Linked DNA regions of Mus musculus: region 2 is linked to region 1. The links are chromatin loops, found by intact Hi-C in ENCODE. Cell type or tissue: left cerebral cortex. All regions are shown on one strand.

Region 1 (8,000 bases):
CCAACATGTCCTAAGAAACCACATTTGCAGGCTAGAGAGATGGTTCTGCAGTTAAGGACACTGGCTGCTCTTCCAGCGGTCCTGAGTTCAATTCCTAGCAACCACATTGTGGCTCACAGCTAGCTATCTGTAATGGGGTCCGATGCCCTCTTCTGGTGTGTCTGAAGACAGCTACAGTGTACTCATATACATTAAATAAATAAATAAATCTTTTATAGATATATAGAAAGAAAGAAAGAAAGAAAGAAAGAGCTCTCTTGAAAGAAAGAAAGAAAGAAAGAAAGAAAGAAAGGAAGGAAGAAACCCCACTTGAAAAGAAAGAAGAAAACAGTGAGACTATCTTTTGTTATGTCACATTGCTAAGCACAGCAACTGTTACTTGTTCAATAAAAGAAAAGTTGGTGAGATTTGTATGTTTGAAAGGTTGCAGCTGGGCAGTGGTGGTACATGCCTTTAATCCCAGCACTTGGGAGACAGAGGCAGGCAGATTTCTGAGTTCAAGGCCAGCCTGGTCTACAGAGTGAGTTCCAGGATAGCCAGGGCTACACAGAGAAACCCTATCTCGAAAAACAAAAACAAACAAACAAACATGGTCATTGACAATGCCATGAACTGGACATATTATGGTGGATCAATTCATAGTTCTGGGGAATGGACTACACAAGAGTCCAGATGGTTTGAACTTAGCAGTGGGCATATAACAGGGGGAGAGGGTGTGGGAGATAGATACACAGTATGTAAGACTGGAGTGAAGGGCAAAGTGTTAACAATTACAGGAAGGGAATCACAAACGAGTCTCCAGCTCTATTACTATCACCTAAATTGTGTCATCTCCAAAGTTTACAGGTTGAAAGGTGTATTAGCATTAAGAGGATATGACTGTGTCCTGGTCATGAGAGTATAGCTGTCCCCTACAAGAGAAGCACATGCTCTTAACCATGGAGCCATCTCTCCAGCCCTCCAGTTACCCTTTAAATAAGTGTATCCCTATAAAGGAGGCTGAAGGGAGCTTGCTGGTCCTCTTTACTCTTCTGCCACATAAGGACACACAAAAGGCACATCAATGAAAAAAAAAAAAACTCTCCTGAGACATTTGGTCTGCTTTAGCCTTCACCTTGGACTCCCCAGACTCCATAACTGAGCATTTAATCTCTGATGGTAATTTACCCTGTGCAGCCACTTATAGTAGCCCAGCTTCATATACTCACTTGAACAATTACATCTTAAAAAAAAATCAAAACACTAGTAAACACTGCATTTTCTTGTTAGGAGGCTGTATTTTCCTGGTTAAGCCACAATTCCTTAAGCACATAGGCTATCCCCATGTTGTGTGACACTGTTCCTGGAGAACTGTGAACATCTACCCAGAGAACTGATACCACCAAAGTCCAACTTGGTGAACCAATCAGTTTTATTGAGATTACTAACTGGAGCAGAAATGACACCAAAGCCCACTCCAGCAAGTCAACAGCTCACAAAATCTGGAAACATGGGTCACACTACATACCTTGCAGATAGCTTAACAGAGTGAAATGTCCCTTACAGGCAATGTGGCTCATCTTTGCAGGCAGTTCAGTTGATGTGAGCCTCTTCTAGGCAACTCTGCTTCTTGGAGAGTGTCTCTCAGTAGTCCTACTGTTTATGTATGCTTGGGGAAGGAGGAGCCTAGTGAATCTTGTCAGTTTCAGGGACTTCCTGAAGCCTCCTAGTTGTTTACTTTCTGAGCTAAAGACACCCTTCTGTAAGACTAAATGTTCTCCCTGTTCTTAGAATATTCTATGACCTCACTAGCTTCCTTGCATGATGGACTTCATCTCCCTTTAGAATATCCTTTGTGGTAAAGAGCTTCCCTCCAATAAGGACAGCTCTACCTTTTGTTTTATCTCAAGAGGAAACTGCATACAAAATAGTCAACAAATGATATGGCAGCTCCTTGAATTAGCTAGCTGGTTGTCACTGGCAGTCTTTATTTTCTTGCCTCTCACTTCCTTTCTTTTCTTGAACTTGTCTCACAAAAATGATCTCAACAACAAAACTGAGCAGTTTCTTTTGAGTCTTTCTGCCCCTGGACTTCCTGGGAGCATGTGACACGGACTTGTCCTTGAAGCATTCCCCCGTGGGCCTTCCACTTCAGTACACTCAGCAGCATTTGCACCCTTTGTGCCTACTGCTCTATCTTCAGGGCTTAGCTCTCCATCCTCTTTTCAATCTCTTCCTTTTCTCTAAGATTATACTCAGCGTTTATGGTTTTAGTTACCTTGTGTTTTAAATTTGTTTCTTTATATTTCATGTGTAGGGGTGCTTGCCTGCGTGACTGTCTGAGCATCCCTGTGCATCCCAGGTACATTGCAGAAGCAACAGATCCCCTGAGTCTCGAGTTACCAACTGCTGTGAGCCTTTATGTGGGTTCTGAGAATCAAACCCAGGTCCTGTACAAGAGAAGCAGCAAATGCTCTTAAGGACACACCCATCTCTCCAGCCCTTCTAAACAGCAATGACTCTCACCTCACAGCTTAAAACAGCTTCTGAAAACTCCAGGCCTGTCATCTATCACTCTACAGAAGGACTGTCTTAGTTAGGGTTTTACTGCTGTGAACAGACACCATGAACAAGGCAAGTCTTATAAAAAAAACAACATTTAATTGGGGCTAGCTTACAGGTTCAGAGGTTCAGTCCATTATCGTCAAGGTGGGAGCATGGCAGCATCCAGGCTGTCATGGCGCAGGCAGAGCTGAGAGTTCTAAGTCTTCATCCAAAGACTGCTAGTGGAAGACTGACTTCCAGGCAACTGGGGTGAGAGTCTTAAGCCCACACCCACCGTGACACACCTACTCCAGCCAGGTCATACCTATTCCAACAAGGCCACACTTCCAAATGGTGCCACTCCCTGGTCCAAGAATATACAAACCATCATAAGTACCTTTAGTTGCAGAGATATTTAAGCTCAGTATTTTCTAAATTAAAAGCCTTTTCTTCTCTTCCCAAGACCCTACTCATTCTGTAAAGTATTTCTGGTTGGAGTATCACTTCTGCTTTACATGGTACCTAGAGCAGAAACCCACAAGTCTTTCCTAACAATACCCCCATCCCACCCCAGTCCCTCATCAAAGTCTTCTGTTTCCTAAAGCTTCAAAGTGGTCTCTCTCCATTCTCAAATCACTACTGGAGTCCTGACCACCAGAGTCTCTTCATTTCTCCCCAAATGCCTTTCAAGTATTGTTCCCCAGTGATCCTCTAAAATCCTAATTTGACCCCATGTCTCTAGTTTTAAAAATCTTTAACCGCCTGTAGCTTTTTTTTTTTTTTTTTTTTTCCCGGTAGGGAGGTGGTGGACAGGGTCCTCCTATGTAACCCTGGCTACAGGCTGGCATAGAGCAGCTGTCCTCCAACACAACATATGCCTTCCTTACCTTCAGGTACAATGAGCCTTTAGGAGACTGGGCCTTTGCTACATTGAAGAACCTAAAATGGTTCCACCATACAAGATACAACGCCCAATACAACGCTTAATCTTTGTCAATCCCCCCCTCCCCACCCCCATCCCCTGCGCGAGCCACTCAATATTTTGCTGGATTTTTCACTTCCTCACCAACGCTTCCTCCTTCAGAGATGGCGTATTTACCCCAGGACCTGATATTCATTCCAACAGCCAACTATGTTGGACAGTGTGCTGTGCTAATTTCTTCGTACCTACATTTCTTTATTTGTATAATATTACAAAAGACACACACACATCAAAAAATGCCGTATTAAATTGCGCTTACAACTGGACTATTCTAAGTCAGTCCTAACTAAACATTAGCTATAGTTTTTACACAAATATTAGGTATGTGGAGAATGCCTCTTCTGGAATGAAGTCTTCAGTGGGAGAGGAGTTGCTCACATAAAGATGAGGAGAAAGGACCAAAGAAGGTGGAGATGGAAAAAAAAAAAAAAAAGAAAAAAAAGAACCTAAAACTTGGCTGCGAGGATTCTCTTCTAGAACCCTAGAATCACAAGATTGTCCCGCGTAGAGAAGTTCCTCCGCACAGCAGGCGGCGCCGCAGCATCACGCTTGCCGCGGGGAGGACCAACGCCGCCCAGGTCACGTGTCCCGTGCTCCCGGGTTCGCGTGCCTCGTGACGTGCGCCCGCAGTAGTGATTGGTTGGCGAGAGGCACGTGGCTAGGGCGGGGCGGACCGGGGCTGAGGGGTGGGGCCGGGGGCGGAGCTGCTGGAGGGGGCTGCTCCGCGCCGGGGCCGTTGGCTCCAGACAAATAAACATGGAGTCCATCTTCCACGAGAAAGTGAGTGTGGGCGTTCGGTGGGGAGCCGTCCTCGGCTCGGCGGCGGGCGTGGGGAGCAGCGACGCCGCTTCAGGAACTCAGGCGGGGCCCGAGCGCCCCCATCCCGACCTGGCTGGGTGAGGGGTGCTTCCTGCCTTCTCCCCATGGCTCCGCTCGTGAAGCCTCCCGCATGCGTTCCCGGCACCCTCGCCCTAGAAGACCGGGCGGGTAGCCTGGGCATTTCGGGGGGCTTCACCCGGAGGATTAGCGCGGGCGTTCCTTGTCCACTTGCCACACCTTTTCGGGTTTCTTCTCTCTTCTCTCTTAGGGTCTAGTCTAGCGAGTCGCCTTTTCAGCACCTGGCGGACCCTTCCCAACTCCACCCACGCCCCCTAACCTGTCCTCTGGCAGATCCAACTTTCTCTCTCAACTCAGTTCTATAATGGAATGCTCCATGCATTTAGATCTTGATTATCCATCCCACGTCTTTCTGCAGTTGTGACCGTGGCTTTCCCATTAAAGGGCCTGACACTTCGGAAGTAAAGTAGGAAACCCCGGAGGGAAGTCGTCATAAGAGTTTTTATTACGGGGATGTTTGGGTTGTTCTCCCATTTTTCCGGACCAGGAGGCCAGCTTTGTTTTTAGGTATTATGGATAGATTAGAATCGTTCTACTGTGTGATTTGGCTTAGTCTCTTCCTCACCTTAATTCCTAAGTGACTACGCTTAAAAGTATTGCTGTGACATCTTGAGAAACTGGTCTATGTTCGCATACAATTATCAAGTCATTTGGGTGTTTCTCGGACAACCATGTTTCATAATCATTTTAGGTTTGGAGAGGGTTGCTAGTTGAGACTATTATTTCGTTGGGAGCAAAGGCCTTTGTTTTTATCACTTGTAAAGGAGCATTGACTCATAGTGTTTAAAATCCACGCACAACAAAAAGACAAAAATGATGTGAATCTAAGGACGTTGTTAAATGAAGTGCTCTTAAGAAGACATTTTGAGTGTTTTGGAACTGGAACAAGTTAGTTTGTGACAGGATTTCTTGTAGCCCAAGTTGGCTCCAGACTCCCATCGTCCTGTCTCTGCCTCCTGAGAGCTGGCTGGGATGATGGCCACGTGCTATGACTGAGTGAGCTCCCCCTCCCGGCCCCCTCCCCACATTCATTTGTAATTAATTTTCCAAAGGTTTTGGAATAAGACCCATTTTAAACATGTTATATTTTGAACACTGTATACACTGCTTCATGAGACTCTTGCCATTCATTCTATTTAAAAAAAAAAGTTACTGTTTGTGTGTATGTGCTGGTGTGGAGGTCAGGGAGGACTTTATAAAGTTCTCTCTTCCCAACTTGGTGTGAGTTCCGGGTGTCTCAGGCTCTTAGCAAGCCCGTTTACTCACTGAGTCATCTCTAGGGTGAATGAAAAAAGAAATGGGAAGGACATGACTTTTCCTAGGGATGGCGGAGGAGAAGGTTTATTAAAGAGATTTGGGAGAGCAGAGCCAGGGGCAGACATATTTGGGAGAACCCAGAGTGGTCTTGACCCTGAGGGGAAGGGAGAAAAGGGAAGGAAATACAGCAGCCAGGAGCCAAAGTTGCAAACCATACAAAAAGAGGGTGGGTAACCAAAATGTATGGATTACATAGGCAAGAGCCACTAGGGGAAGGGCAGCATAGTCCATGCTCTGGAGAGTTCAGGGTAGAGGGCCGGGTATACCAGCCATACCCTGTAACAGGAGGGACTAAGGGATGCTGGGACAACCTGGAGGCCAGGTCCACTTCCATATGTTAAATAGGTACCTCAGCCACTAAGCCTGGGATTAAAACTTAACATAGGGCACTTAAACAATGCATTAAAAAATTATTTTTGGCCAGCAATGGTGGTATACCTGTTTTTGATATTTTATTTATTTACATTTTATTTATTTATTTTGGTTTTTCGAGACAGGGTTTCTCTGTATACCCTTGGCTGTCCTGGAACTCACTTTGTAGATCAGGCTGGCTTCGGACTCAGAAATCCGCCTGCCTCTGCCTCCTGAGTTCTGGGATCAAAGGTGCACGCTACCACGCCCAGCTATTTACATTTTAAATGTTATCCCATTTTCTGGTTCCTCTCTACAAACTCCCAATCCCATCCCCCCCCACCCTCTGCTTCTATGAGAGTACTTCCCCCCACCACTCCCGCCTACCCGCTCTGGCATTCCCCTACACTGGGGCATCAGGCCTTCACAGGACCAAGGGCCTCTCCTCCCATTGATGCCCTACAAGGCCATCCTCTGCTACAGCTGGAGCCATGGGTCGCTCCATGTGTACTCTTTGGTTGATGGTTTAGTCCTTGGGAGCTCTGGGTGTGGGTGTGGGGTCTGGTTGGTTCATATTGTTGTTCTTCCTATGGGGCTGCAGACCCCTTCAGCTTCTTCAGTCCTTTCTCTAGCTCCTCCACTGGGGACTCTGTGCTCAGTCCAATGGTTGGCTGTGAGCATCTGCTTCTGTATTTGTCAGGCACAGAGAGAGTTTTAAGATAGCCAGGGCTATCCAGAGAAACTCTGCCATTAAAATCCAAAAAAAAAAAAAAAAAAAAAAAGGTGTTTGCCAGGGTACTGTGTGCTCCTAGTGCCCACTAAAGCCAGAAGATCTGGAACTGGAGGAACTGGAGTTAAAGAGGCCACGTGAGCAGCCACGTGGGTGTGAGGAATTGAACCCAGGTCCTCTGGAAAAGCAGCCAATACTCTTTGTTTTGTTTTGTTTTTTGAGACAGGGTTTCTCTGTATAGCCCTGCCTGTCCTGGAACTCACTCTGTAGACCAGGCTGGCCTCAAACTCAGAAATCTGCCTGCCTCTGCCTCCCAAGTGCTGGGATTAAAGGTGTGCGCCACCACCGCCGGGCTAGCAGCGAGGACTCTTAACTGCTGAGCCATCTCTCCATCTCCCCCAATACCTTCTTGACAGTACTGTTTCTCATTGGAGCAGATTTCAGTGGAGGTGACTACTGAATTGGTATATGCAAAATGCTAGGCTTACAAAGTGCTTGTGAGTAAGCATGGAAGCCCGAGTTCAGATCCCAGTGTGTGTTGTATTCACCAATACTCGAGGCAGGGAATGGACAGACAAGTGGGTTTCTGGGTGCTGCCCCGTCAGTCAGTCCAGCTGAATGGTGAGCACTAGACTCCACTAGAAAGGTGGAGAGCAGCTGAGGAGGACATCTGACTTAGACCTTTAGCACATGTATGAATACATCTGCATGTACACATATACACAAGAACACATATGCAGACATGAGTGCACAGATACACATCTGCTTACCCAGAAGTCATTCAGTTATCAGCAGGTGTATATACTTAATAAATACTTGAGAAGTACCTTTGCCGTGTGTGTGTGTGTGTGTGTGTGTGTGTGTGTGTGTGTGTATGTGTATGGGGGTGCACATGTGCATATGCATTTAGAGGCAGGAAGACAACATTGGTGGTGTTCCTCACAAGTAGGTTAACTTAGGACTTCCAGGTATCTGCCCATTTTTACCTCTCCAGCGCTATAGTTACAGATGGGTACCGCCATGCATGGCTTTTTACATGAAGGTTCTGGGGATTAAGCTCAGATCCTAAGGCCAGTATGGCAAGCACCTTATTGATTGACTAAGCTCAGATCCTAAGGCTAGTATGGCAAGCACCTTATTGATTGACTAAGCTCAGATCCTGAGGCCAGTATGGCAAGCACCTTACTGATTGACTAAGCT
Region 2 (8,000 bases), 880 kb after region 1:
AAAAACAAAAAAACAAAGAATTTCATCTTATTCATACAGTACGGCATTTATCTTTGCAAGCCCTTCAAGATGTGTTTTGTTATTTTGTTTAAAAAAACAAACAAACCAGCCTAGGGCTACAGACGATCAGCTTTGATAACCGACAGAGAAAGGGAGATAACCGCTGATTATTGTGAGGTGAGTGCTCAGAATGATCCCGGGGAGCAGTGCCACGCGTGAACACCGCGTCGAGGGTTTTAGACTTGCCCGGCCATTGCGTGCCTCACTGCATCCCGCCAACCTCGCGGTCCAAACGGTCCTCTCTCAGAAACTTCTCTATTTCAGGCCAAGGGAAGAAGAGGAGGAGGAGGAGGAGGGCGGGGGGAGGACGAGGAGGACGCCAGCAGCCCGCGCCCCCAGGGCCGACTGCAAAGGTCCTCCCTAAAGCGTCCGGAGAAGGCTCGCACGGGAAAGGACGAGCTCCGGGATCAGAGTCCAGTCTGGCTCCAGAAGCCGCCAACAGACTCCACACCCCTTCCCCGCCCGGAGCCGAGGTGATGACGAATTCAAAGTGCGACGGACGCACACGCAGCCCGCGCTTGCACGACAGTACGCGCAGGGCAGCGCGAGGGAGTCCCGGTCCGTCACCGGCGCGACTCGCGTCCCGCCTCCTCCGCTCCCGCCACCCCCGCAGCTCCGCGCCCGCCTCGGTGCAAGGCCTCGGCCGGAGCGAAGCTGCCGGCTCCCGTCTTGTCGCTTTAAGTGGTGGGGCTTGCGGGCCGCCCCTGCCGCTACTGCCTAGGTGGCCCCGCGCGCCGCTTTTGAGGGGCGAGCCAAGATGGCGGCGGCTTTGGCTCTGTGAGGAAGACGGAAGAGGCGGCGGAGTAGGGAAGGCGGCTTCTAAGAAGAGCCAGGGGTTCTCGGGTGGCCAGAGGCGTTCGGAGTCTCCCGGGAAGTGCTACCTCACCGGCTTCGGATGCTTTAAGCGGGAGGAGCGGAGCGGGGCTTCCTGCTGCAGCGGCTGGGCCAGGTACAAGGGAGGAAAACATGGCGGCGGCGGCCTGAGGAGGCGGCGGCGCGGGAAAGCGGCTCTGCGGAGGTCATGGTGGAGGCCGGAGCGGGTCTGTGAACCGAGCCGCACCTCGTTGGAACGGCGGGCCGGTAGGCTGCGTAGTGCTGCGCGTTCCCTGTCGGGGCTGCTGGGCGGCCGCGCTCGCTCGGCCTGGACAATAGCGCCGGGGAGAAGGAGACGAGAGAAGGCGGCGGCCCGGGGCTCGGACCCGGGAGCGGGCCATGCGAGCGGCGGCGCAGCTCCGCGGCGGCCAGCGGTGGCACTGAGGTCCCGGAGTTCCCCGTTTGCGGCCGCCCGCCTTTTCTGGACACTGTCCCTGGGCCACTCGGGCGGGGCCCCCGGCCGGCACGATGACCGACACCCGACGGCGGGTGAAGGTCTACACGCTCAACGAGGACCGGCAGTGGGACGACCGGGGTACTGGCCATGTGTCCTCCGGCTACGTGGAGAGGCTGAAGGGCATGTCCCTGCTCGTCAGGGCGGAGAGCGACGGTAAGTGACCCTCACTGGCCCCTCTCAGAGCAGTGGCGCTCGGACTGGGACGGCGGGAGTGCGGACGGGAACGCCACGGGGTACCCAAGTCCGGTGGAGCTCGGTGGAGAGCATTCGGGGTGTCCATCCTTAACCCGAAAACCTTGTGGCGTTGGGATTTCGAGCAGAGCGGAGCACGTTGCGCCGTGCTGCCTTTCCAGTGCAGAAAGGTCGGAGACCTGAGATCCTCTTTCCCCGGTGGTTTTTGCACCGTCGTGACCTTGAGAAAGGCATTTAACGGAAACGATCTGCTCCCCCCCCCCCCACACACACACACCCCTTAGTTCACCAATCTGTAAAGCAGGCATAAAACCTTGCTTGGCGCTCGTAAAGTTCATAGCTGTTGCACACTTTGAGAAAGTTCTGTTCTGGTGGGATTGTTGTTGTTTTAAACCTTTTCCACCATATCTTTCAGATTTTAGGGTCTGCAATAAGGTCTATAAATCTGGCAGTTCCACCAGACAGAGAAAATGCTGCTTTGGCTTTCGAGGACACACATGTCTTGACCGGGGTTGGTTGTCTTTTTCACAAGAAAGGGAGATGATTATTATTGTTGTTATTGTTTTGTATTTTGAGACAGGGTTTCAGTATGTAGCCCAACTATCCTGGAGCTTGCTCTATAGACCAGGCTAGCCTTGAACTCAAAGCTTGCCTTCCTCTGCCTCTCCAGTGCTGGGATTAAAGTGCTGCCACACCTGGCTAAGAAAGAAAGACTTTGTAGGTCTTCTGTGGGAACTCGTGAACCTTTGGAACATTTTATTGCAAGCTTTTCTGATTGTTTAAGCGTATGGTCCTTAGTTGGTTGAGTTGGCTGGTGGGGAGAGGTATCTTTTAACACTTGAACAAGTCCTTCTGCTTTCACCTCAAGTCTATTGAAACAGTCTTCAGTGTTCAAAGATAAGGTTGTTTGAAATAACGGTTTCACGTTTTAAAATATTCCTTTCTTAAGGGTTTGCATTCTCTGAATTTCACTCTTGGAAGAAAATACATATTGGCCAAAACTTCAAATTGTTTTTGGAGCAGAAGTATAGTTACCTTGTTGCATTAATTTGCAGTTTTACAGTTGAGAACTATTTGTAGCTGTTTCATGTCTGAAATATTGCAAATTTATTTCAAAGATTTTTTTTTTTCCCCTCTTTTTTGGACTAGACTCAGAACTCATTCCACAAAAACCAAGATTTTCCTGTCTGTGGTTGAAGACTGTAGAAACATTGATTTGAATTGAAGAATGGTTAACTTGGAGTATAATTATAAAGATTACCCCAAATAAGTTACCACTGGTAAAAAGTTACTTTCTAACATGAAAGGCAGGCAGTTTCTGGTGACTTGGAGGCCAGCCTGGGTCTACATAGAGTCCTAGATCAGCTGCAGTTACATAGTAAGACTTGGTCTGAAAATTTTTTTCTGATTACAACAGGTATATTTTCAGAGCTGGGTTCTTATTTGGCTGCTAATATACAAGTTAAATGTGTTTGTGACAGTCACGTAATCACCTCTGCATGTTTGTACATGTGGAAACTTTCCTTACAGTAAAGTGGAAGTGTGGGTTTCAGGGTTAAGCTTATTGTGAGGATGGGCTAACTGGGAATGGAATCCACACAGGGACTTGAGCATGCTAGGCAGTGCTCTACCACTGAACTGCCTCTAAGACCCAATGTAATTGTGAGATTTAACTAGATGTAAGCTTGAATTTCAGAACTAATACATGTAACCATACTCACACCAGTGTGCTTTATTTGATTATGCAAAGATCCTTCTGGTTTTTTGGAAAGAGTCTCCTGTAGTACCAGACTAGAATCAAACATTGTGTGTAGCCCAAAATATGGAAGTTCACGATCCTCTTGTCCCTATCTTCCCAATGCCTGGGATCATAGGTGTACTACTACATCCAACCTGTTTTGTTTTGGAGCCATTATCTAGCTATGGCTGGTCTGCAACTCAAAGCGATTCTCCTACCTGAGCCCCTGAGTGTTGGATTACTGCAGTGAACTACCACAGCCAGCCAGTTTTACAAAGGCCTTTAGACAGGATAAGCATGTAGACTTTCTGGGTGGTGGTGGCGCACGCTTTTAATCCCAGCACTTGGGAGGCAGAGGCAGGCGGATTTCTGAGTTTGAAGCCAGCCTGTCTACAAAGTTCCAGGACACCCAGGGCTATACAACAAAAGTCTGGTGTTTTATACCCTTTTATATTTTATCACTTAGGAAATAGCCTCTAAGCCCCTTTCTTCCATTTGGAATTTTGAAATTCTAATTTATTAGAACAGGTAATTCCTCTCCCCGCACCCCCCCACCCCCGCCCCAGGAGGGAAAAGAGTTAAACATAATTACTGAACTACCCCTTTATATTTGTGTTATGTGGAAAGGTAATTTTGAAGAATGGATTTAACCTGGGTGTGGTACCTTACTCCTAATTCCACCACTGAGAACACAAGTTAGGAGAATCTCAAATTCAGGGATTACATAGTAAAACATTTTCACTAAACAAGAAAGAAAAAAGGGGCTGGAGAGATGGCTCAGCGGTTAAGAGCATTGACTGCTTTTCCGAAGGTCCTGAGTTCAAATCCCAGCAACCACATGGTGGCTTACAACCATCCATAATGAGATCTGACGCCCTCTTCTGGTGTGTCTGAAGACAGCTACAGTGTACTTACATATAATAATAAATAAATCTTTTTTAAAAAGAAAGAAAAAAATGGACTTAGAAAAGGTGTAGGATACTTGTGAAGAAATCTATAGTTTTATTACTAAAGCCATTTTTCCTCCTTAACAGATAAATTCCAAGTAAGATTAGTAATAGTTTAAGTTTATTGAGTACCTCCTATGTGTGTGTCAGGGCCTCTTTAAGCAATTCATTTGTATTTACAGACATAATTCTTAAAACCATTCTCAAATTTAGGTAATATAATTAGCCATGTCTTATAGGTAATTTCGAGCCTGAGGTGCTAATTGTAGGTTAGTACAAGTTCAGCCTGGGGTGGTGATCTGTTATTTTAGTGGGAAATCTAGCCTACAACTGGAAGCACTTACAGCTACTTACAGTGGATTTATGCTTTGGTCTCTGTAATGCTGTTTTATTCTTTTTTTTTTTTTTTTTTTTTTGGTTTTTCGAGACAGGGTTTCTCTTTATAGCCCTGGCTGTCCTGGAACTCACTCTGTAGACCAGGCTGGCCTCGAACTCAGAAAACCACCTGCCTCTGCCTCCCAAGTGCTGGGATTAAAGGCGTGCGCCACCACTGCCCGGCGCTGTTTTATTCTTGACCTCAAGGATTATTTCAAAGAAAACAAAATTAAGTTTTACAGACTTAAATTTTGTTAGAGGCAAATTTTCATGTATCCTAGGCTGGTTTCTTGAACTTGGTTATATAGTGAGGTTGAACTTCAGTTTCTGATCCTGCCTCCATTTTCTCTTGTTAAGATTACTTATGTTGCACCATCATGCTTTATGTGGTAGTAGGGGTCAAACCCTAGGCTTTTATAAGGTGGACAAGCACCAATTTACCCATACGTTCAGCCAGGATTGTGCCTGGCTGCTCCTACTAGTTATGGTGTCTCCTACTAGTTTGGATCACCCAATATTGTGCTGCTCTCTATTTTGTTACATATAATTGAGAATTCTTTTTTTTTCCCCTCCATTGAGGACAATGTAGGCTTTTTTTTTTTTTTGAAAAATTATACTTATGTGTGTGTGTGTGTGTGTGTGTGTGTGTGTGTTTGCATGTATGTTCTGGTTCTGTTGAAGGTCAGAAGACCCTTAGACCTGGAATTACACTGTCATGAGCTACCATGTGGGTTCTGAAAACTGAACCCCAGTCCACTACAAGAGCTGCAGGGTCTCATGTAGCCAAGACTGGTCTTGAATTCCTATCCTCCTACCTTCATCTCCCAAGGACAGGGTCTACAGATGTAAGTGTCTGCCATCATGCCTGGGAAAATGGGAAGTATTTGTTTTTCCCATAAAATGGGTTATTGTCCAGTAGAAAATTAAATGGCATAAATTTATAGTCTTTCTGGTAAACAGAATGTTTGGGGAGCTTGAAGCAGAAGTATCTCTAGTTCTAGACTAGCTTAAGCTTCATGAAAGACCCTTTCTCAAAAGAGAAGAAAAGGAAACTTAAAAAGTTATTGTGAGTGGGTTTGACCTCTAGTAATTGTTTCCCCTGCCCCCTGGAAAAAAAGTCTTTCAAAGACATTGAGTATGGTAATATTTTCCTCCTTTTCTCCATGAATCTGAGTTATTCAGATTATTATTTGAAAATTTAGCAGTCTGGAAGTACATAATGTATAATCAAAGTACTAGGGCTACATATTAAATTTTGAAACACAAAGCTGTCCTTAAACTCTGACATCCACCTGCATCTACCTCCTGGATATTGGGACTAAAGATGTGCACCACCACCTGACTTGACAAGACACTTAATTTCTAACTTTTTGAAATACAGTGGTTTGAGCCCAGGTCTGTACATGCTAGGCAGGTGCAGTACATCCCACCCCTGGAATTTGTGTTATGTCCTCTGACTTCACAGTGGTGTGTAATGTGCTTGCTGGTCAGAGATAAGATTGGGCAATAGATTCTCTCCTTCCACTGTGTGGTCCTAGCAATAGACTCAGGTTGTTAGGCTTGGAGCTAAGTGCCTTTCCCTGCTGAACCACCTTATTTCTCACCCTGGAGTAAGTATGTATGTATGTATGTATGTATGTATGTATGTATTTAATGTATAAGTGCTGTATGTGCATATACACCTGCATATCAGAAAAGGACATCCAACCCCATTATGGTTGTGAGCTACCATGTGGTTGCTGGGAATTAAATTTAGGACCTCTGGAAGAATAGCCAGTGATCTTAACCATCTCTCCAGCCATGGACTAAGCTTTTGTGATGTGTTAATTTTCTTGTTTGACATCCCAGACTGTCTTAGTTACTTTGAAATTGCTGTGATAAAACTCCATGACCAAGACAACTTAGACAGAGCTTACTTGTGCTTATGGTTCCAGAGTGTTAGTCTATGATGGCAGAGTGAAGACATGTTGATCCACAAGCAGGAGGCAGAGAACACACTAGGAATGGTGGATGTGTCTTTTGAAAATTAAGAGCCTGCTCTCGTTAACACCTCCAATAAATAAGACCACACCTTCTAATCCTTTAACAGTTCCACTAACTGGGGACTCAAGCATTCAAAGGTATGAGCCAGTTTTGATCAAATATGGATCATCTGAGGCCAGTCTTAACCTTCCCAATGCTGCAACTCTAAAACAGTTTCTCCTGTTGTAGTGCCCCTCCCCCCACCATAAAATTACTTTGTTGCTACTTCATAATTTTGTTAGTTATAATGTATACCTGATATGCAGGATATCTGCATATGACCCCCACATGAGTGAGGCCCACAGGTTGACAACCAGTGATCTGGGGGGGGGGGGGCAGCAAACAATGGACTAGAGAGATGCCTCAAACATTAAGAGCATTGGCTGCTCTTTCAGAGGACCTAGAAAAGATTCCTAGCACCCACATGATGGCTAACAACCATTTACAACTCCAGTTTCAGGGGATCCAGTGCCACCTTCTGGCCTCTGGACACCAGGTGCACAGACAAACATAGCAAAACACCCATCTATCTAAATTTTTTTAAAAAGTTTTAAGGTGGGGGTACTCATAACCACTGATCCTTTTCTTTAGCCCCCATAATACATTTTTTCATGTTAATAACTTTTTGTGTATGGATGTTTTGCCTGCATAGTTTTTTGTGCTGCCACGTGCAAAGAGAAGCTAGAAAAGGTCAGTGGTGCTACAGACAATTGGCAGGCACCATGTGTGTGCTGGTGATCAACCTGGGTCCTCTAGAAGATCAGCCAGTGCTCTTAACCCTTGAGCCCCTGCTTCTGGTTGTTTTAAAGCCAGAGTCTTTGTTGTGTACCCCAGGCTGACCTCAATCTAGCTTCTTTTCCCTCTGTTTTTCTGTATGCTAGATTTGTAGACTTGGACCATAACACTGGCCATTAACGTGGTTTTTGGTGGTGCTTTGTTCGCACTTATGAAGCTGTGATGCTGGTGGTGGCAATATTCTGGGAAAGTTGTGTTCCGTGGAGTTGAGTGAAGTTATGGGGGCAGAGCTATCTGTATTCATGTTGCAACTAAAACAGGACCAAAACACAACATTCATGTACCACTTGAATCTAATTGGGTTAATGATGAAGATAGAGTTGGAAAAATTACAACTCTCAAGTTTTCAGCTTACCCCAACCCTCAGCACAGGGTTTGAAGCCAGTGCCTTGTACATGTTAGGCAGGTGTTCTACTGAACTACACCATCCCTAGCCAAGAATTCTCATACTAACCCAGCTTCTTTTGTGGAAGGATATGATGAGATCCATATAAAGTATACCTATAAAGCTAAGTATGTGTGTACTAGAAGTTTAGAAGTG

What was found. A loop is a pair of places that touch in the nucleus more often than their neighbours do. Peaks named below come from ENCODE experiments on the same cell type or tissue, not always from the same donor. Only the 100,000 strongest peaks of a DNase experiment are listed, where the experiment ranks them.
Region 2: it touches region 1 in a loop (2.4-fold over the local background); 3 of 42 quality-filtered maps call a loop at or near these places.

The regions. Positions count from the first base shown.
Region 1 is chr12:101,954,419-101,962,418 of GRCm38, reverse strand. It overlaps Atxn3 (ataxin 3), which reads left to right and starts at 4,176. Exons shown (of 11, transcript NM_029705.3): 1 at 4,176-4,285. The coding sequence starts at 4,262. In left cerebral cortex, a CTCF peak has its summit at 4,035; a DNase peak (open chromatin) is centred at 4,110; H3K4me3 peaks cover 1,790 bases; H3K27ac peaks cover 1,112 bases.
Region 2 is chr12:101,076,272-101,084,271 of GRCm38, reverse strand. Ppp4r3a (protein phosphatase 4 regulatory subunit 3A) reads left to right here and starts at 570. Exons shown (of 15, transcript NM_211355.2): 1 at 570-1,543. The coding sequence starts at 1,402. It overlaps D130020L05Rik (RIKEN cDNA D130020L05 gene), which reads right to left and starts at 1,821. Exons shown (of 2, transcript NR_038050.1): 1 at 1-1,821. In left cerebral cortex, a CTCF peak has its summit at 4,161 (motif pointing left); a DNase peak (open chromatin) is centred at 599; H3K4me3 peaks cover 3,026 bases; H3K27ac peaks cover 1,725 bases.